Regions from separate parts of the Homo sapiens genome. Here all the other regions are linked to region 1. A link is a contact called in ENCODE Hi-C or POLR2A ChIA-PET data. All regions are on one chromosome and are shown on one strand. The core of a region is the stretch at or near the end of the contact, and the rest is flanking DNA. Distances in the headings are between cores, read along the strand shown.

Region 1 (3,208 bases), core at 631-3,130:
CCTATTGCCAGGGTAGAATTTTCACTCCAGCACTTTGGAAAACAAGAAAAACCAAACGGATCCAATAAGGGATGTCCTAAACTTGAATCAGAAATTCAAATACTACAGAAGCCAGAAAGAGAGTGTAAATAAAATAATCGAGGAGGTATAAGACAAGAGTTGCGGAGATTCTTGCCGATTCAAGAACAAATGTAAGGACTGTATGGCTTATGGCTATCATTTTCAAACTCTGGAAGACCTAACCAGTCTGCAAATTGACTCTGACACCTTTTCTATACAATACTAATAACTATCTTCTCTGTAACATGTTGTAGTTGACTAAGCTATGTCTTAATGATGTACATGCCAAAGTTGGAACCATACTATCAACATAGTGTTGAGCTGGAAGGATCGGAGCTGCTATCCTAAGTCCCTAGCTCCCTCTTGGGATCAAGAAACCTTACCCATTCCCAGTGCACGGGAAATAGCTCACCAACCTACCCCATAGGTTTGCTCTATCTACTCGGAGCAGAGATGTCTCTCACAAAAAAACACTGGGAAGTTTCATAATTTTCAAATTATGGTGTCCCAGGTCACTCCCTCCCTTATAAGCATGGCTGCCTATGCAGTTAAAAGGAATATGAAATCCAACAGGAAGAGTTCAAATCTCATCAAAGCTTTTTATTTTTACCAACCCCAATCCCAAGACTCTCTGGTGTCTAGTGCCACAGTGGTCTCCAAGACACACTTCCCTCACCTTTTTCTTCAAGTTCTTTTCCAATCCGACTGACAAGCTTCGACTCAATTCTTGGGCGAAGCCGTCTAACCCTTCATGAGGCGGGGAGGTGGAGGGTAAATACAGCTGGGCTCGGGCCGTGGCCTCCGCCTGCCGGCTGAGGCGCAAAGAAGCATAGAGCTGGGAGGTCACTTCAGACGACACTTGGTTGAGCCCAGGGGGTTCTGATGAATCACTCAGGAGATCCTCCGCCCCGAGGGGTGAACTGGGGCTGTCAGCTGATGTTGCCATGAATACAGGGAAGAGACAACCGGAGACAGCAAAGAGCTGGGAGGTTCTGCTTTAGCAAAGTCCAGGAGGAAAAGTTCACGGAGAAAGACTTGGGAGAAGGGAGGAAGACTCCACGCCAAGGATCCTTGGTGAATTAAGGATATCGAGGCTTTCTGGTTAGAGGAAAGGTTTCCACCAGTTCCAGGGGCCATGGGAGTGGGCAAAAGCATCCCTTTCCCCAGCTCCTGGGAACAGCGTTAAGAGGGTGCAGCGCAGAGCGGGTGCGGACAGAAGACCTACTGTGGGACAACAGCGCTGCTGAAGCTCCTCTTCCCGACTACGAGTGCTGGAAGCTGCAGATCAACTCCGGCACAGGCTATCCCCGGTCAACTGAGCTCTTAAGTTCTCACACCCAAAACGTCCCAACGGAAACGGACCCAAATCCACTAGGAGCCCAATTTCTGTCCCCCTGCCCTACTAGTCCCTCAATTGGTTCCAGTCTCAAGAGAGGGCGGAACCTCACGCTCCCCCATCCCTTCACCCGTTCTACCCAGGGTCAGCTCCAGCTCCCTTGTACTTTCCCTTCGACCCCTCCTGGCAAGAAAGCCATAGCGAGCTTCCTTGTTCCCTAGAATCTCTCCCTCCCGACCACCCCAAAAGAAACCTTGTGAACCCTCAGTCACGCCCTAAGTCGTCCCTAAGAAGCACGCCGCCCTCAAGCCTAGCCCGAGATCCTCTGCCCCGACGACCACCTGGTTCCGCCTACTCTCCACCCTTCCAGTCCTCAGTCCCCAATTTGCCAAAGTGGGGGGCAAGCGATTGACCTCCTCCCCTGAGATCCCCCTCTCACGCCTCCCCCTACGCTCAAAACCGTTGGCAGCCTCCCGCCCACTGTCCACGGCTCCGCCTCTCTCGCCTCGATGACGTCACCCGCCCGCGAGACCACGCTCGCAGACACTCACATCACTTCTGTATCCCGAGCGCCTGGCCGCGCGTGCGCGGCTCCGGTGGCCACAGATTGGCTGAGGGAGGGAGGCGGAGTCTGACAAGCAGCACTGGAGCGGAGTTAATGCCCAGCCGCGGCCGAGCGAGAACCCCCCTAAGGGGCGGAGCTCCGTGGAAACCGGAAGTAACTCTTGACGGGCACTCGGAGCAGTTCCGGTGAGTCCGTGGGTGGGGTCCCCACCTGGTTGGAAGGCTGTGGGTCCGGGAACCCGAGCCCAAGGAGTGGGGGCGGCCCCGGAGCGAGGCTCACACTCCCTGCCCTGCAGATGACTGTCCACAACCTGTACCTGTTTGACCGGAATGGAGTGTGTCTGCACTACAGCGAATGGCACCGCAAGAAGCAAGCAGGGATTCCCAAGGAGGAGGTGACGAGAGGGCCCCGGTGCAGCCCGGGCGACCTCTCATCTCCAAACACCTATAGTCCCAACCCAGCCCCTCCTCTCCAAACCCCAGCTCGTTCCCACCCCCCACCCCATCTCCCGCATCAACCGAGAGCTAACTCTGCCCCTCTCCCTCCAGGAGTATAAGCTGATGTACGGGATGCTCTTCTCTATCCGCTCGTTTGTCAGCAAGATGTCCCCGCTAGACATGTACGCGGAGTCAGAGAAGATGTTGGGAGGAGGGCTAGCCTTGGGAATTTGGGGATGGGGGAAACTTTCTGAAGTGGAAGGAGCATTGGCCTCCAGAGGGGGGAAAGGGTACTTAAGAGAGGCTGAGTCCGGAGCGAGAGTGCTGGAGCTGGCAGGAGTGGGGGTGGGGAGGGTCTGAAAGTAGAGAAGTTGGTGGGGGCTAAATTGAGGGGTGACGATGGGCGATGTCTTTACTCAACCAGGCTTCTACAAAGGATATGTTTAGATAAAGAGGGAGTCGATGTTTGCGGGGATCAGAAGTGTCTCTTTGGGAGAGATTCTGCTCCCATTCTTTAACACCCTCCTCATCTCTGCAGGAAGGATGGCTTCCTGGCCTTCCAAACTAGCCGTTACAAACTCCATTACTACGAGACGCCCACTGGGATCAAAGTTGTCATGAATACTGACTTGGGCGTGGGACCCATCCGAGATGTGCTGCACCACATCTACAGTGCGGTCAGTGCCAGCCCCAGGGACCCATCCCCCAGAGCTCTTCAGAACCCCAAGACTCCCTCATCTCCCCTGCCCCAATCCTACTATATGTTTGCTCAACTCAAGAGTTTTCTCAGGGGCCCTTAGGTTCTTAACT
Region 2 (3,707 bases), core at 607-3,106, 680 kb after region 1:
GGTAGCAGAACTTTTTTTCCCAGATATCTCTTTTCTATCTTCTCTTGTGGAGTGCCCGCTTTTTTTTTTTTTTTTGAGACAGAGTTTCGCTCGTTGCCCAGGCTGGAGTGCAATGGCGTGATCTCCGCTCACTGCAACCTCTGCCTCCTGGGTTCAAGCGATTCTCCTGCCTCAGCCTCCTGAGTAGCTGGAATTACAGGCATGTGCCACCATGCCCAGGTAATTTTTTGTATTTTTAGTAGAGATGGGGTTTCTCCATGTTGGTCAGGCTGGTCTCGAACTCCAGACCTCAGGTGATCCACCCGCCTCAGCCTCCCAAAGTGCTGGGATTACAGGCGTGAGCCACCGCGCCCAGCCATGGAATGCCATCTGAACATACACCACCGCCTCTATCACAACAATGGCTGATGCAAAATTGGAGGCTCAACAGATAAGATGTAAACTACTATTATCATCCACTGAGTTGCCGGGACTAGGAAGTAGAAAGCATCCTACTAATGGTTCTTAATGTCTCCTGATCAGGCATGCCGCTGGGTTTAGGAACTTCCTTATCTCAATACTTTCTTCTCCCCCATATTAGTCAATAAATCCTGGAAATTCTACCCACTAAAGTCCTTTACATGTGTTCTAAACTTTCCATCTCTACTGCCACTGCCTTAAACCAGGCCTCTATCACTTCCTACCATTATTCCCTAAAATTCATTAGGTCAGGAACAGGTCTCACTCACTGCCGTCTCCAGTATCTTGCACAGCACCTGGTTGATAGTTGGTGCTCGGTACATATGTACCTTAAAGAGTGAAGCCGGATTAACGGATTACTGCAATACCCTTCCCACATGTTCTCCCTATTTCCAGGCTATTTCTCTCTCGACTTCTATGATCTTTGCTTTGGACTCCCCAAATACTCATCACTCCTCTTATTAATTCTTGCCTCCTGAAAGATCCATATCCAATTCTTCAATGAATATTTAAGGAACTGCTACTACATACCAGGTTCTGCGCTTGTTGTAAAGAAATTTCCTTAGCATTATAGGTCTCAAATTTAATCAAATCTCTTCCAACTGGTACTTACCGATTGTTGATATCAGAGTCAAAACCTTCACGAAACTCTTCCTCGCTCACTTCACAGCCCAGGATATGCACTTGCTCCCCACTAAGGCAGAGATGAGAAGGGATTGTCAAAGAGTGGGCACAGGTGCCCTATCCAGGGTAGGCCGGGGAGACACTGTGGGATACTCACCACAGTGCAGATTTCTTGACAAGCGCCTTCAAGAGACTGCGCCCCTCCCACTCCACGGAATCTGCAGAGCGAGGGACGGATAAAGGGTATGAGAGCGCTGGGATTACCGCCTTCGCGAACCCGTCGCGATTTCCACACCTAGCCTGTGACCCCTGGCCCTTCCTGCCCACTTCCGTCCCCTCAGCCAGGCCCGAACCGCACCCCCCGCCCCGCCACCGTGCCTCTGGCTCTCACCCCGAAGCAGCACCAGGCCGCCCAAGGCCAACAGCGAGTCCAACATCTCCAACTCGCGTCCGGTCCCTGCTCTGGCGCCCTCTGATGGCGTCATGACCCAGTGTCCTTCCTCCTCGGGGTGAAACGGGCCGAGCACTCGGGCGTCCTCCCACCATTAAGACCTAACATAGTCTGGAATGAGAGGTGATTATGTTCAATATTCCCAGGGGGGCGCTCACGCGGAGGGCGCCCCTCCCCGAGCCCTGGCGCACAGTCGTACGGACAACGACCCCGTCTACATTTTCACTGTGACCGGGGCGGGAAGAGCAGTTGGGGCAGTTGTCAGTGGGAGGGGGAGGAGGACCCACAAGCCCCCCGCGAGGGCCCTAAGCGCGGGCCAAGTGACGTCACTCTCCCCGCCCACGCAGTTTGAGGCGGGGCCTGCTTCGCCTCAGGCCCCGCCCCGCGGCCACCTTCTGCGCGTGCGCAATACTGCAGCCTCGCTTGGAGTGCTTTTGGCTTTCCTTATACCTACCCGCCATAGACCGCGCAGGAGGAACTTAGTCCCGGTGAAGCGAATACACGTCACCACCGGAAGTAGTGTCAAAGGGGAAGAGGAGGGGGAAAGACAGGAAGAGGGAGTCCTTTGGACGGTAAAATGGCGCCTGTCAGAGTGGGAAACCCAGCTGCAGAGGCTGCAGCCCCGGTCCCCAGCGGCTAAAGGACCCCCGAGCTCGGGGAGGGGGAGGCCGCTCCGGCCCAGCGCTCTGCGCCCTCCGGCTCCCCCTCCCCCTCCTTCCCTGCTCCTTCGCTCTGCAGGCCCGTTCTCCGCTGCCGCGGCCCTTTGCGCGCCGCTGCCCCCGCCCTCCCCGTTCCTGCGAGCAGCCCCCTAGCGCGCCTGCGCAGCGGGCCACTCTCTGCTTTCCCCCCCTCCCCTTCCCTTTTCCCTTCCTCCCTTTTCCCTAGCCCCCTCCCCCACTGCCCCCTCCCCCAATTATCCTTCCCCTTCCCTCCAGGTCTCGGAGGACCCCATCCTAGCCCTACCTGTCTCGGCCCGCAACCTCCCCGAAGCCGTCGGTGCCACTCCCAGCCCATGTGGGCCCCCGCGGGCTGCCCACGCCTGTCCCCCAGCTCCCCGTTCCGCTGGGCTTTACCCTCGCCAGGGGTGGCTTTCTGAGCCGCCCGCTCCGTGCCCCTCTCTGCAGCCTCTCCTGCCACTCGGGGCCCCCGTTCCCCCTCCCGGCGGCGGGGGGCTGCCCCCGGGGGGCTGGCGGAGCTGGGCCGCGGGGGCCCCGGGGCCGGCGGTGCCGGGGTCATCGGGATGATGCGGACGCAGTGTCTGCTGGGGCTGCGCACGTTCGTGGCCTTCGCCGCCAAGCTCTGGAGCTTCTTCATTTACCTTCTGCGGAGGCAGATCCGCACGGTGAGCCAGGGTGGGCGCTGGCGGTGTTGGGGACGTCTGGCGGTGTTGGGGACATCTGTCCGTGGTGCTCAGGGGTTTTCGGAGTGTCGGGCCTCTGTTTGGGCCTAGGAAGGGAATCCTGGCTGGGGCTTTTCTCGCCAGAGAATTGGGCACCCTAAGCGGGGCGAGGTGGGAGACCCTTGTAATAGAACCTTGCCCTTGGGGGTTTTGATGGGGCTAGATGGGACAGGATTTGGCAACTCTTGGGGGCTAAGGTGGTGGGTGGGGCGCTCTTTAAGAAAGCTGGAGTTGTTGCTAAAGAAACCAAGAGGCGGGGAACACCTGTTTGATGACAGCCGGATCTGTGGATGTGGGCTTGGGAAAGACCCTATTTGGAACCTCGGTGTGTGTTTGGTCCTATAACAAGGAAGAGACAGACTTGTGTGTCAAGGGTGGAGGTGGGTGGGAGGGCATACGTTACAAACAAGGACGGGAACTTGGGAAAGCCCTGGGTGTGAAGGAGAAACGCCTGCGGTTCCCATTAAGAGAATTCCTCCAAAAAGGCTGTGAAAATTTATTTCATAGTGTGAGTGTAGGTATCTGGATTTATTGAAGACTAAAGCAGATGCTTTTACGATGGGCCTCTTTAATTGTGGGAGGGAGTTCAAGGTGGGTGCTGTGCCCACCATTGAAGTTTGGGTGTCCCTGTCAGAGGACAGCGCTGGGCAGTTGTAGGGCTTGAAAATGAGGACGTTTGCTTCTCCAGGAGAGCCTAGCATTCTGAGGGAAACTGTCCGGATGGACCCAAGCATCTCTGGGTCCCCTCTCCCTTAGCTTTTCTCCAAGGTCAGA
Region 3 (3,237 bases), core at 23-2,522, 900 kb after region 1:
CACTGCAACCTCCGCCTCCCGGGTTCAAGCGATTCTCCTGCCTCAGCCTCCCGAGTAACTGGGATTAGCGCCACCAGGCCCGGCTAATTTTTGTATTTTTGTAGAGACGGGGTTTCACCATGTTGGCCAGGCTGGTCTCAAACTCCTGACCTCGTGATCCACCCGCCTCGGCTTCCCAAAGTGCTGGGATTACAGGCGTGAGCCACCGTGCCCGGCCAGGTTTCATCATCCTTGAATTTCCTAATTCCTCACCATGTTTGTCGCTTTAGTCATTCCTATTAAGAATTCCCTTCTGGGTACAGGTGCTAGCTAAACTTTCCCTCAGCTTCTCCCCGAACCCTTTGGAAGGAGCAGGAAGGAGGTGAACATCCAACGATCTAAGCATTTGACTCTCCTGCCCTTGTGCAGGCTCTCACCTGACAGCAACCCAATACTCAGGTATAGGTGGGTCAAGGAAGTAGCAAAAGAGGCGAGCAGCATCCCCAGCGCAGCCAAGATGCCTCCAGTCATCACCACGGGCCTGGGCCCGAACTTCGTGCTCAGGGCACTGCCTACCGGGCCTGAGGAAGTGGAAGGGGCGCTGCGAGAAGATCTCAGGGGTCTCCCCCCCAGCATCTCCCGCCCCTCGCCCTTCCACTTCCCAGTCGCCGCATTCCCTCTCCCTTCCGAGGGTCGCAGTCCGCCAGATCCAGGCGCCGCACTCACTCCCAAACTGCTGCACCGCGATTCCTATGGAGGCGATCCAGGAGACGCGCGCTGCCTGCTCCTCAAACGCCGCCACAAACTCCACGAAGAAGACCCCAAAGGAGCGGAGCACCCCAAACACAAGCGCCGACTGGAAGAACGCTGAGAGCACCACCACCCATCCCCAGCCCCCGTCGGGGGGCTCTGTCCTGCGCGCCATCTAAGCGGTAACAGGGCTGCTGCCACCCAGAGCCTCTGCAGGAGCCGGGTTCTGGACGCCGCACCTCTGCACACCCACCCCCGCTGCCGGGTGGCTCGGGGCCGAGAGGGGTTGGAGAGGCAGGTAGAGAGGAAGGGCCCGACGAGGCGGCGAGAGGCCCCTGCACCTTTTCCCAAGGCGGGGCGATATAGGACTGAAGACCTGGCCCGCGCTGGCCGGGCCAGAGTCTCCCGGGGGCGTGGTTCCGCGAGCTCGGAGCTGAGCTAGTTCAAGCCGGGGCCGGATCGGTCCCGGTTCGGTGTTCGGCTGGGAGCCAGAGGGTGGAACTGAGTTTGGGCCCCACCCCTGGAGCGCGCCAGTTTCCGTGTAGATGATCTATTTTATCACTGGGGTGTCCGGGCCGGGCCACCCTGGAGCTCGCCAATGAGGACGCGGGGCTCCCGGGCAGGGGCGGAACGAGAAGGGCAGGGCGGGATTTAGGCATTGTTGGGGACCAGCAGTGAATGGGCGCATGCGTAAGGAGGGGCGTTAGGAGGCTGACTAGGTAGGGCCCCACGTGACGCGGGGACTGCCAGGAAGCTTCCGTCTCCTCTTCACCTAGCGGGCCAAGTCATCCCCGTTTCAGCACCCAGAGCCACACGGAAGGGTTAGTGGTGGGTAAACTGGGTCTGGAGAGGAGAGGACTCTCTTGCTTTAATGAGGGGTCCAGGAATTGCAAGGCCCTGTTGGGGGTAGGGGAGGGGTTAGGAGATGAGACTCAAACGAAGTGTTTGGCGCAGCGCCTGAAGCCACTAACACGCAGCCCTAGGCACGCAGACCTAGAAGCCTGGATCCCTGAGAAGTTCAACGGCTAAGGGAAGAGAGAAGGGGAATGAGTTGGACTCCTGGCGTTCATTTCTGTAGTGGGAACTCGTTCCTGTCACTTCTGTTCCCACTAACAGGAAACCTACAGGTCACAGAGACCAAAAATAACTGAGGAGAGGAAGGGCGGCTGTAAGCTCACACAGGGCCCCACCAACACCACCTACCTCTTCCTCACTGGGGCTGGAACCTTTTCCTCTGCCCTCTAGTAACAACCACTTCCTAACCACCTTTTTTGATCTGATGGTGGGGTAGACTAAAGAGACAAACTATGACCCTGGCCACTGGAGCAGTCAGCCCCCTCTTACCCAAGTAGTCCTCAGGCCCCTAGCAAACACTCCCCAGTCCTTCCCAGTCTCCATAACACCAATGGCTTGGATTTCCTGTTCCTTCATTATAAGCCATACTTCCCAGGACCCTGACCTTGAAACCGTGGACTCAATGTTCACTCCCAGATTACTGGGGAAAGCAGCAAACAAGAAGTGGAGGCAGGGAGGGAGGTGTGTAGTCTTAAAAGACATATTGAGCCTTAAATAATTTTATATGTGGGAAATAAAAGTAATCATCAATAATACACATATATACTTTCTAAGAGTCAAAATGTCGGCTGGTGGGGAATATGCCAAAGATACAGAAATTGCTGTGGCTGTATTACATAGTGATTAAGAACTCGGGTCTTTAGAATCAGATCACAGTTCCAGTCTTTTATTTATTTATTTATTTATTTATTTATTTATTTATTTATTTATTTTGAGATGGAGTCTTGCTCTGTGGCCCAGGCTGGAGTGCAGTGGCATGATCTTGGCTCACTGCAACCTCCACCTCCCGGGTTCAAGTGATTCTCCTGCCTCAGTCTCCTGAGTTTCTGGGATTACAGGCTCCCACCACAACGCCCAGTTAATTTTGGTATTTTTAGTAGAGACGAGGTCTCACCATGTTGGCCACGCTGGTCTCGAACTCCTGACCTCAAGTGATCCACCAGCCTTGGCCTCCCAAAGTTCTGGGATTACAGGCGTGAGCCACCGTGCCTGGCCCAGTTCCAATCTTGACTTTATTACTTAACTCGATCAAGATGCTGAATCTCTCAGTTGGTTTCCCCATCTGTAAACTGGGGATAATAGTACCTACTATTAAGCGTTGCCCAAGGGGTTCAGTTAGAAAATCCATGCACTAAAAATGCTTAGTTTATGTGCTGACATGCAGCAGGAGCCAAGTAATATTAGCTTAGCTGGTCTTATTGGTGTTATTTTCAACAGGGGATAAGCTGCTGTAGTGGGAAGTGAAGGAAGGTTTTAGTTTAGTGTTTTTTTTTTTGTTTTTTGTTTTTTGTTTTGAGATGGAGTTTTGCTCTTGTCTCCCAGGCTGGAGTGCAATGGCATGATCTCGGCTCACTGCGACCTCCACCTCCTGGGTTCAAGTGATTCTCCTGCCTCAGTCTCCCGAATAGGTGGGACTACAGGTGTTTGCCACTA
Region 4 (3,168 bases), core at 25-2,524, 710 kb after region 1:
CTCAACTCCAATCCTGGAGGATTAGGGAGATTAAAGTGAGAGAAGAGAGAGATGTCCCAGAGACCAAGAGGTGAAAAACAGGGCTCCTTGTGGAGGGGAGGTCTGGGAGCGAAGTGGGGGGCTGGGGCTCGGAGATCCTTCTCCCCAAATCTTTCCGTAGGGGCTGGGGTGAAGGGCACAGTCTGGGGAGATGAAGTGACAGTGTGTTCATCTTCCTGTGTTGGCATCTTCCCTGTCCCAATTCTCCTTGCATCTCACTAGCTCCCAGGTCAGCCCTCTGGCTCCTGGCACCCCCACTGCTGCGGTGGGCACCCCCACTCCTCACAGTGCTGCATAGCGACCTCTTCCAGGCCTTGCTGGGTGAGTAGCCCGTTTTCTGAGGGACCTGGGCCTCCAAGGGCCATTACTGAACTTCGGGGGCTGTTTGGGAGCCCAGAGATCATTTGGTCCAAGCTGGAGCACCATGCAGGGTCCTGCCTATGGTGTCCTCCATGAGTGTGGACCAGCCTTGGCTGAAAGGGCTCCTCCCTTGCCAGCCAGCCAGCAGCGGTGATGACAGGGGTGATGTGCCTGGAGAGGCCTGGGGTGGGGAGGTAACTCAGTTCTGTTCCTGTGACAGACATCCTGGACTATTATGAGGCTTCCCTCTCAGAGAGTCAGGTAAGGAGGTGGGGGCGAGCGCCTAACTTCCTGAGGGGCAGGCAGGGCTGGAGGGGTGAGCCAAATATCACTAATATTACCTGGAATCTTGGGGGCCCTGCTGACAAAAGCCTGAGTCAGTGGCCCAGGGACTTGGGGCACCGAGAATGCACTCTCTGTGGTCCTGTACCCACTCTCCCTTTCTTCCTCGTTTTCTTTGGCTGCCCCAGTTTCAGGCACTAAAGAGTCTAGGGCTTAACTTTTTAGGTTTCCCCCTGAGAAACCTGAGGGAGAACTAGGCCCCCAGGGATTGCCTCCTTCAGCTCCTCCCTCACACCCGACCCCCTACCGCCTGCCGAGAGGCCTCCCTCCCGTATTCAAATAACCGTGGGTGCTCCCAGCCCAACTATAGATGCTTCCTTCTCTAAGAAATGAAATCCAGCCTCATCGTCTTTGCTGTCATCGCTGGTGGCTGGCCAGGTCTCCATGTTTGCCTCAGGGGCCTCTGTGCTTCTGCTTCTATCTCCTTTCCCATTATCCGGGTTCCTGCCAGCACAGAAGGAGTTAACTCTGCCAAGGCACCCCCCCCATTCTGGCTCCTAGCTCCCTCCCTCCCTCCCCCTGCTTCCTCTCTCCTCCTCTCTCCCCTTCCCTCTTCGGCTCCACGGCTCCCTCGGCCGCTGCCGTTTCCAACCCCCCCACCCCACTCCCCCGCCACGGCCCCTAGCCCCTGGCCGTTTGGCAAGACCCCCCCCTACCCCGGGGCTCCCCGAAATCCAGTTCCCCTCCCCCACCCCAGCTCATGCCCCAGCCCCCGAACTCCGGGGCTGCCAGCCCCCGGTGCCCCCGCCCCTCCTGAGAATCGGGGTGTGCTCCCCAAGCCCCCTCCCCTCCACTGGGGAGCCCCTTTTAGGGCCCCCTTCCCCTCCCTCCCACGCTCCCCTCCCCTTCCCTTCTCCAACCCCCTCCTTCCCCTCTCACCCCTCCCCCCATCCTGGCCCCCCCTGCAAAAGTGGGGTGCGGAGGGGGGAGGGGTGAGAACCCACGGAGGGGAGGAACGAAACTCCGATGAAGTCAGAGCCCCTTACCCGCCGCCGCGGCCAGGCCCCCCAACATGGACTGTCTCTGTATAGTGACAACCAAGGTAAGCATGATGGGGGGGCTATAAACTGGGGGGAGGGTATGAGTTTGTGGGGAGGGGTTAGTAGGCCTTATCTGGGACTGGCGCCCCTGGAGTGGCAGCATCAGAAGTAAGATGTATTTGGGGGTCTTAATTTAGTTTTGGGGTTCACATCTGAGAAAATGCAGGATTTGGCCACAGGTGCCCCCTGGAGTGATCCCTTTGTACCTGTAGGGATATGGAAAATTTAGGATATTCCATGGTTCGGGGGGCCTGGCGGGTTTGGGGGTTCATCAGCGCTGTTTGAGGGAGACTTATTTAAGGAGAAGCCTGGCTCATAAGGGAGTCCTGCTGGTGTATGTGGGAAGGTGGGCTATGTTGGGGGGTTCCTCTTTCCTCCCCAGGGAAAAGCTGGCTTCCAAGGGCCTTGTCCAGTTTTGGGGGGCTCCTGGCATGGGGTAAAGGTTATTGGTTGTGAGTGCCTGACTGATCTGGGGGTGTCAGCTGGCAGGGAAGGGGTGGGCCTTCAGACTCTAGAACAAGCATCTCGTGGTGGCTGCATTTAGGGATGCTCTCTCAATTTGAGGGAACTGTTAATTTAGGGTTCAGTCATATAGAATGGAGGTAGTTGGAAGTTGTCAGAGGGCTGGGGCCCTGGCATGGGATCACCTGAGGGAATGGACCAGGTGAGGCAAGGATTTGGGGGTACTCCCATAGGAGGCAGAAGATTGCAGCAGCCGAGCTTGCCAGCCCCTGAGGAGGAGGATGAGAGGCTTAGGGAGAGAGGGGATTTGAGGAGGGGGACCGGGTGGGTGGTGCACAATTTGGGGGTGGCCCAAAGGCAGGTGCCCAATATCCCCATCTCCTCCCACACTGTATCTAGCCCTGATCAAGAGAGAGGGAGAAGAGCAGATGTGGGGACTGTTCCAGATACCCCTGACGCTTGGGATCAAGGTGGGGGAGGACACCTGGATTTAAGGGTCCCTGAGGGCTTATGACCGAAGTTACTGAGGTTACTGGGGTGAAAAGGTGTAGGAGGAGGGCAGGGCTGGCAGCGATGGGGATCTGTGCAAGAGTGTCCCTCTGGTTGGAGCCTGGCAAAGGCAGGAGATCTCGGATGGAGCACAGGCGAGCTCCTGGTGGGATGCAGATACCTAGGCTCTCCTTGGAGACTCTGGGACTGGAGAGCTGGATGCCTGGTGTGTGGAGGGAGGCTTGGGCGGGTGGCAGGCAGCTGGGGGCTGGGGGGTGGGACAGGAAGTGGGGGCCGGGGGAGGCGGGGTCCGGGTGAGTCACAGGCTGGGGAGGGGGTTATATTTAGTGGGAACTGCAGCTTTTCATGGGAGGGAGCTGAGGACACACATGTTCCCTGCCACAAACTCACACATGTGTGTACACATGCATTGTGC
Region 5 (3,640 bases), core at 931-3,430, 540 kb after region 1:
AGTAGCTCATGCCTGTAATCCCAACACTTTGGGAGGCCAAGGTGTAAGGATCACTTGAGGCCAAGAGTTCCAGACCGGCCTGGCCAACATGCAGAAACCCTGTCTCTACTAAAAATACAAAAATTAGCCGGGTGTGGTGGCTGTAGTCCTGGCTGCTTGGGAGGCTGAGGCAGAAGAATTGCTTGAGCCTGGGAGGTGGAGGTTGCAGTGAGCCAAGATAGCGCCACTGCACTCCAGCCTGGGTGGCAGAGTGAGACTCTCAAAAAAACAGAAAAACCAGAGTGACCCAAAGGTCCAGTGGCAGAGCCAAGGCTGGGTCTGTAGGCTCCTTCCTCCCAGTCCAGTGCTCTCACTGCATTTCCATCCTTCACCTCAGGTGGCATCTAGGGCACAGGGGGAACCTCCACATGGAGAACCACTGCAGTACGTCTCACGTCTCTTCTCTGTCCAGACCCTCCAACATTTCCCATCTCAGGGTATAATTCAGTGGACTAAAAGGCCATGCGTGACCTGGCTTCTTGTGACCCCTCTGACCTTCCCCTCATTAACTCCATTCCAGTCTCACTGGTCTTCTGCCTCAGGACCTATGCCCTTGCTGTTCCCTCTGCCTGAAACACTTACCCAGTAATCTGCACAGCTCAGTCCCTCATCTCCTTTAGGTTCTGGGTCAACTATCATCTTCTTTCTTTCTTTCTTTCTTTTCTTTCTTTTTTTTTTTTGAGACGGAGTCTTGCTTTGTCGCCAGGCTGGAGTGCAGTGGCAAGATCTCAGCTCACTACAACCTCTGCCTCCCAGGTTCAAGCGATTCCCCTGCCTCAGCCTCCCGAGTAGCTGGGACTACAAGCGCCCGCCACCACACCTGGCTAATTTTTTTGTATTTTAGTAGAGACGGGGTTTCACCATATTGGCCAGGATGGTCTCCATCTCCTGACCTCATGATTCGCCTGCCTCGGCCTCCCAAAGTGCTGGGATTACAGGCGTGAGCCACCGTGCCCGGCCTAACTATCGCCTTATTGGTGATGCCTTCGCCTTATTGGTGATGTCTAAATAAATATTTATTTATTTATTTATTTATTTTGAGATGGAGTCTCGCTCTGTTGCCCAGGCTGGAGTGCAATGGCGTAATCTCGGCTCACTGCAACCTCTGCCTCCCGGGTTCAAGAGTTTCTCCTACCTCAGCCTCCTGCATAGCTGGGACTACAGGCGCCCGCCACCACACCCGGCTAATTTTTGTATTTTTAGTAGAGATGGGTTTTTGCCATGTTGGCCAGGCTGGTCTCAAACTCCTGACCTCAGGTGATCCGCCCACCTCGGCCTCCCAAAGTGCTGGAATTACAGGCGTGAGCCACCGCGCCCCGCCACGATCTTTCTAAAACACACATTTGACCTTCTTTGTTCTAAAAATGTCTCGGTGGACTCCTCGCTGCTCGTGGGGCCAAATCGCAGCTTCCACACAACCCGCCCTGTATGTGGACTGCACTCCGTTTCTAAACTCATCTCTTGCGCCACTCAGCCAGTGGCCCCCAAGGCAGGACTGGTCCTGGCTCAGGATCCAGTCGAAGACACTCATCTCGGGGGTCTTTTCTGACCGCGCTTCCTCCTCTGGCCCTCTAGGCGGCCTGAGCACGCTCACTGACACCGTTTGGCGGCCTGTCACCCGCGTGGCTGGGGCACCTGCAGAAACTGCTGTCGCTGCGAGGTGCCCGTGTGGGTCACCGCTGTGCCAGGGAGAGAAGACGGCGAGGTCGCCCCTGGGAGGCAGAAGGCGAGCCAGGAGCCAGTCCTGGAAGCCAATGAGTGAGTGTGAAGGGTGTTCCGCTGCGTCAGCGAGGCCCGACTGCCCTTGGGAGGAGGAGCCCAGGGGCCAGCGCGGCCCGGGCCGCCCTCGCCTCCCACCCAGGGCGCTGAGCACGCACGCCGCCGGCCTGGCGGCGTTCGCGGGGCCCGGGACCAGCCGCCGCCTTCTCCAGGCGCTCCTACTCTCTGGGCATCTGCAGTCCGAGCGGAAGGGGCGGGAACGTCGGCGACGCCGAGGAGCAAAGCCCACGATCGGCTTCCCGGGGCAGCGGACGGCTGCCTTCCTCCCGGCGCAAACGCACCGCCCAGGAGGGGGCGGGCTCGGCGGGTCGGGGGGCGGGGCCGGGGTCCGAGCTCGGGCCCGCCTCCGCCTCCGCCAGCTCCTGTGAGCTGCCGAGTGCTAGGCACCCGGGCTCTTCTGGGGGCTCCAGGTGAGCGGGGGCACAGAGGGGTCAGGGAGACCGCCCTTGGGGTGGGGCTGTCGGTCTGACCGCGGGTCCATCTGTCCTGCCGTCGGCCCACAGCCTCCTCCGCAGGATGGGAGAACAAAGGGAGGGGGCGGTTCTGGGGCCCCCGAGGGAATCCAGGGTCCCAGGTACCCGGTCCCGCCCACTGACACTTGGGTTTCTCCCCGAGTCAGAGGCGCCGCCCAAGAGACCCTGGGCCGGCGCCGGGCGCAGCTGCCTCTCCGTCTTTGTGTCTGTCTCTGTGTCTGTCTGGCTATCTCCGAGTTTGCCTCCGCTTCCAGAACTAAGCCACCCAGACACCATCATCTCGAAAACCCCAGCCCTTCTCCCATGGCAGGTAAGTGCGCGCAAGTCTGGGGGTCTCCGTTATCCCCCCCACGGACTTGGGAGCCGGGTTTGAACACATCCTCCCGGAATGTGCTCGGACTGGCTGGGTGGGGCCCCTCCCTTCCTTCCGGGGAACCTCCACCCTGCTCCCCTGCCCCATCTTTCTCTGCCTCTTGCCACCACGTTTCCCCCGAAGCCTCGCGGCCCATGGGCTGAGGAATAAGGGGATGAGGCCTTGAGTCCCTTTCTAATCTATCCTGCTCCCACCGCTTTACAGGCTACTTGCCCCCCAAAGGCTACGCCCCTTCGCCCCCACCTCCCTACCCTGTCACCCCTGGGTACCCGGAGCCGGCGCTACATCCTGGGCCCGGGCAGGCGCCAGTGCCCGCCCAGGTACCTGCCCCAGCTCCCGGCTTCGCCCTCTTCCCCTCGCCTGGCCCCGTGGCCTTGGGGTCTGCTGCCCCCTTCTTGCCACTGCCAGGGGTGCCTTCTGGCCTCGAATTCCTGGTGCAGGTGAGTGGGAAGGAGGGAGGGAGGATGACTGGGAGGGGACTTGGGCGTCCAGATGGGCCAGCTGATGTGCGCGCCGCCCCTCTCTTTCCAGATTGATCAGATTTTGATTCACCAGAAGGCTGAGCGAGTGGAAAGTAAGTAGAAGGAGTGGGAGGTTGGACCTCATGATGGTGGCCCGGATGGTGGGCTCCTGGGCGCGCGAGGCTCTACGAGTCTCCCCGTGTCACCTCGGGCAGCGTTCCTAGGCTGGGAGACCTGTAATCGGTATGAACTGCGCTCTGGGGCCGGGCAGCCCCTGGGTCAGGCGGCCGAGGAGAGCAACTGCTGCGCCCGTCTGTGCTGTGGCGCCCGCCGGCCGCTGCGTGTCCGCCTGGCCGACCCCGGGGACCGTGAGGTGCTGCGTTTGCTCCGCCCGCTGCACTGTGGCTGCAGCTGCTGCCCCTGTGGCCTCCAGGAGGTGGGCGGAGGGAGGGGGCCGGGAGGGCGGGCCTTGGTGGGGCGGGACAATGATGAGGTCCACCTGAGATGAGGCCTGG

The links. A loop is a pair of places that touch in the nucleus more often than their neighbours do. ChIA-PET counts read pairs that join two places held with the same protein, here RNA polymerase II (POLR2A). Pooled maps may share reads with other maps.
Region 2: a map with no recorded cell type shows a loop between it and region 1 (16-fold over the local background). The contact joins the promoter of ELP5 here to the promoter of CNTROB in region 1. A Hi-C loop is called at or near these places in 1 of 168 maps with a recorded cell type or tissue (CD8-positive, alpha-beta T cell), 3 of 37 single-sample maps with no recorded cell type and 8 of 50 pooled maps. POLR2A ChIA-PET finds 5 or more read pairs at or near these places in 1 of 52 experiments (naive thymus-derived CD8-positive, alpha-beta T cell).
Region 3: a pooled map shows a loop between it and region 1 (4-fold over the local background). The contact joins the promoter of SLC16A13 here to the promoter of CNTROB in region 1. A Hi-C loop is called at or near these places in 4 of 50 pooled maps. POLR2A ChIA-PET finds 5 or more read pairs at or near these places in 2 of 52 experiments (Panc1 and activated CD8-positive, alpha-beta memory T cell).
Region 4: a loop to region 1 is called in a pooled map, with 4 times the contacts of the local background. The contact joins the promoter of DLG4 here to the promoter of CNTROB in region 1. A Hi-C loop is called at or near these places in 7 of 50 pooled maps.
Region 5: a loop to region 1 is called in a pooled map, with 4 times the contacts of the local background. The contact joins the promoter of PLSCR3 here to the promoter of CNTROB in region 1. A Hi-C loop is called at or near these places in 7 of 50 pooled maps. POLR2A ChIA-PET finds 5 or more read pairs at or near these places in 2 of 52 experiments (BJ and PC-9).

Annotation. Positions count from the first base shown.
Region 1 is chr17:7,930,878-7,934,085 of GRCh38, reverse strand. CNTROB (centrobin, centriole duplication and spindle assembly protein) reads right to left here and starts at 1,880. Exons shown (of 19, transcript NM_053051.5): 1 at 737-1,880. The coding sequence starts at 1,006. It overlaps TRAPPC1 (trafficking protein particle complex subunit 1), which reads left to right and starts at 2,140. Exons shown (of 4, transcript NM_021210.5): 1 at 2,140-2,355; 2 at 2,510-2,580; 3 at 2,937-3,075. The coding sequence starts at 2,257. RefSeq lists a silencer at 832-1,009 and enhancers at 937-1,066, 1,197-1,486, 1,517-1,576, 1,797-1,846, 2,187-2,426.
Region 2 is chr17:7,250,364-7,254,070 of GRCh38, reverse strand. It overlaps ELP5 (elongator acetyltransferase complex subunit 5), which reads right to left and starts at 1,856. Exons shown (of 8, transcript NM_203414.3): 1 at 1,475-1,856; 2 at 1,241-1,301; 3 at 1,073-1,153. The coding sequence starts at 1,520. It overlaps CTDNEP1 (CTD nuclear envelope phosphatase 1), which reads left to right and starts at 2,337. Exons shown (of 8, transcript NM_001143775.2): 1 at 2,337-2,876. The coding sequence starts at 2,775. RefSeq lists silencers at 1,200-1,439, 2,210-2,419, 2,490-2,609 and enhancers at 1,470-1,689, 1,558-2,146, 2,147-2,734.
Region 3 is chr17:7,034,050-7,037,286 of GRCh38, reverse strand. SLC16A13 (solute carrier family 16 member 13) reads right to left here and starts at 1,272. Exons shown (of 4, transcript NM_201566.3): 1 at 706-1,272; 2 at 417-560. The coding sequence starts at 904. RefSeq lists enhancers at 705-944, 1,675-1,724, 1,333-1,833.
Region 4 is chr17:7,215,733-7,218,900 of GRCh38, reverse strand. It overlaps DLG4 (discs large MAGUK scaffold protein 4), which reads left to right and starts at 1,274. Exons shown (of 20, transcript NM_001321075.3): 1 at 1,274-1,783. The coding sequence starts at 1,754. It also overlaps a transcript of ACADVL not described here. RefSeq lists an enhancer at 2,944-3,168.
Region 5 is chr17:7,393,065-7,396,704 of GRCh38, reverse strand. It overlaps PLSCR3 (phospholipid scramblase 3), which reads left to right and starts at 2,180. Exons shown (of 8, transcript NM_020360.4): 1 at 2,180-2,228; 2 at 2,438-2,601; 3 at 2,869-3,104; 4 at 3,196-3,238; 5 at 3,341-3,561. The coding sequence starts at 2,595. TMEM256-PLSCR3 (TMEM256-PLSCR3 readthrough (NMD candidate)) reads left to right here. Exons shown (of 10, transcript NR_037719.1): 3 at 1,615-1,797; 4 at 2,438-2,601; 5 at 2,869-3,104; 6 at 3,196-3,238; 7 at 3,341-3,561. RefSeq lists a silencer at 1,803-2,292.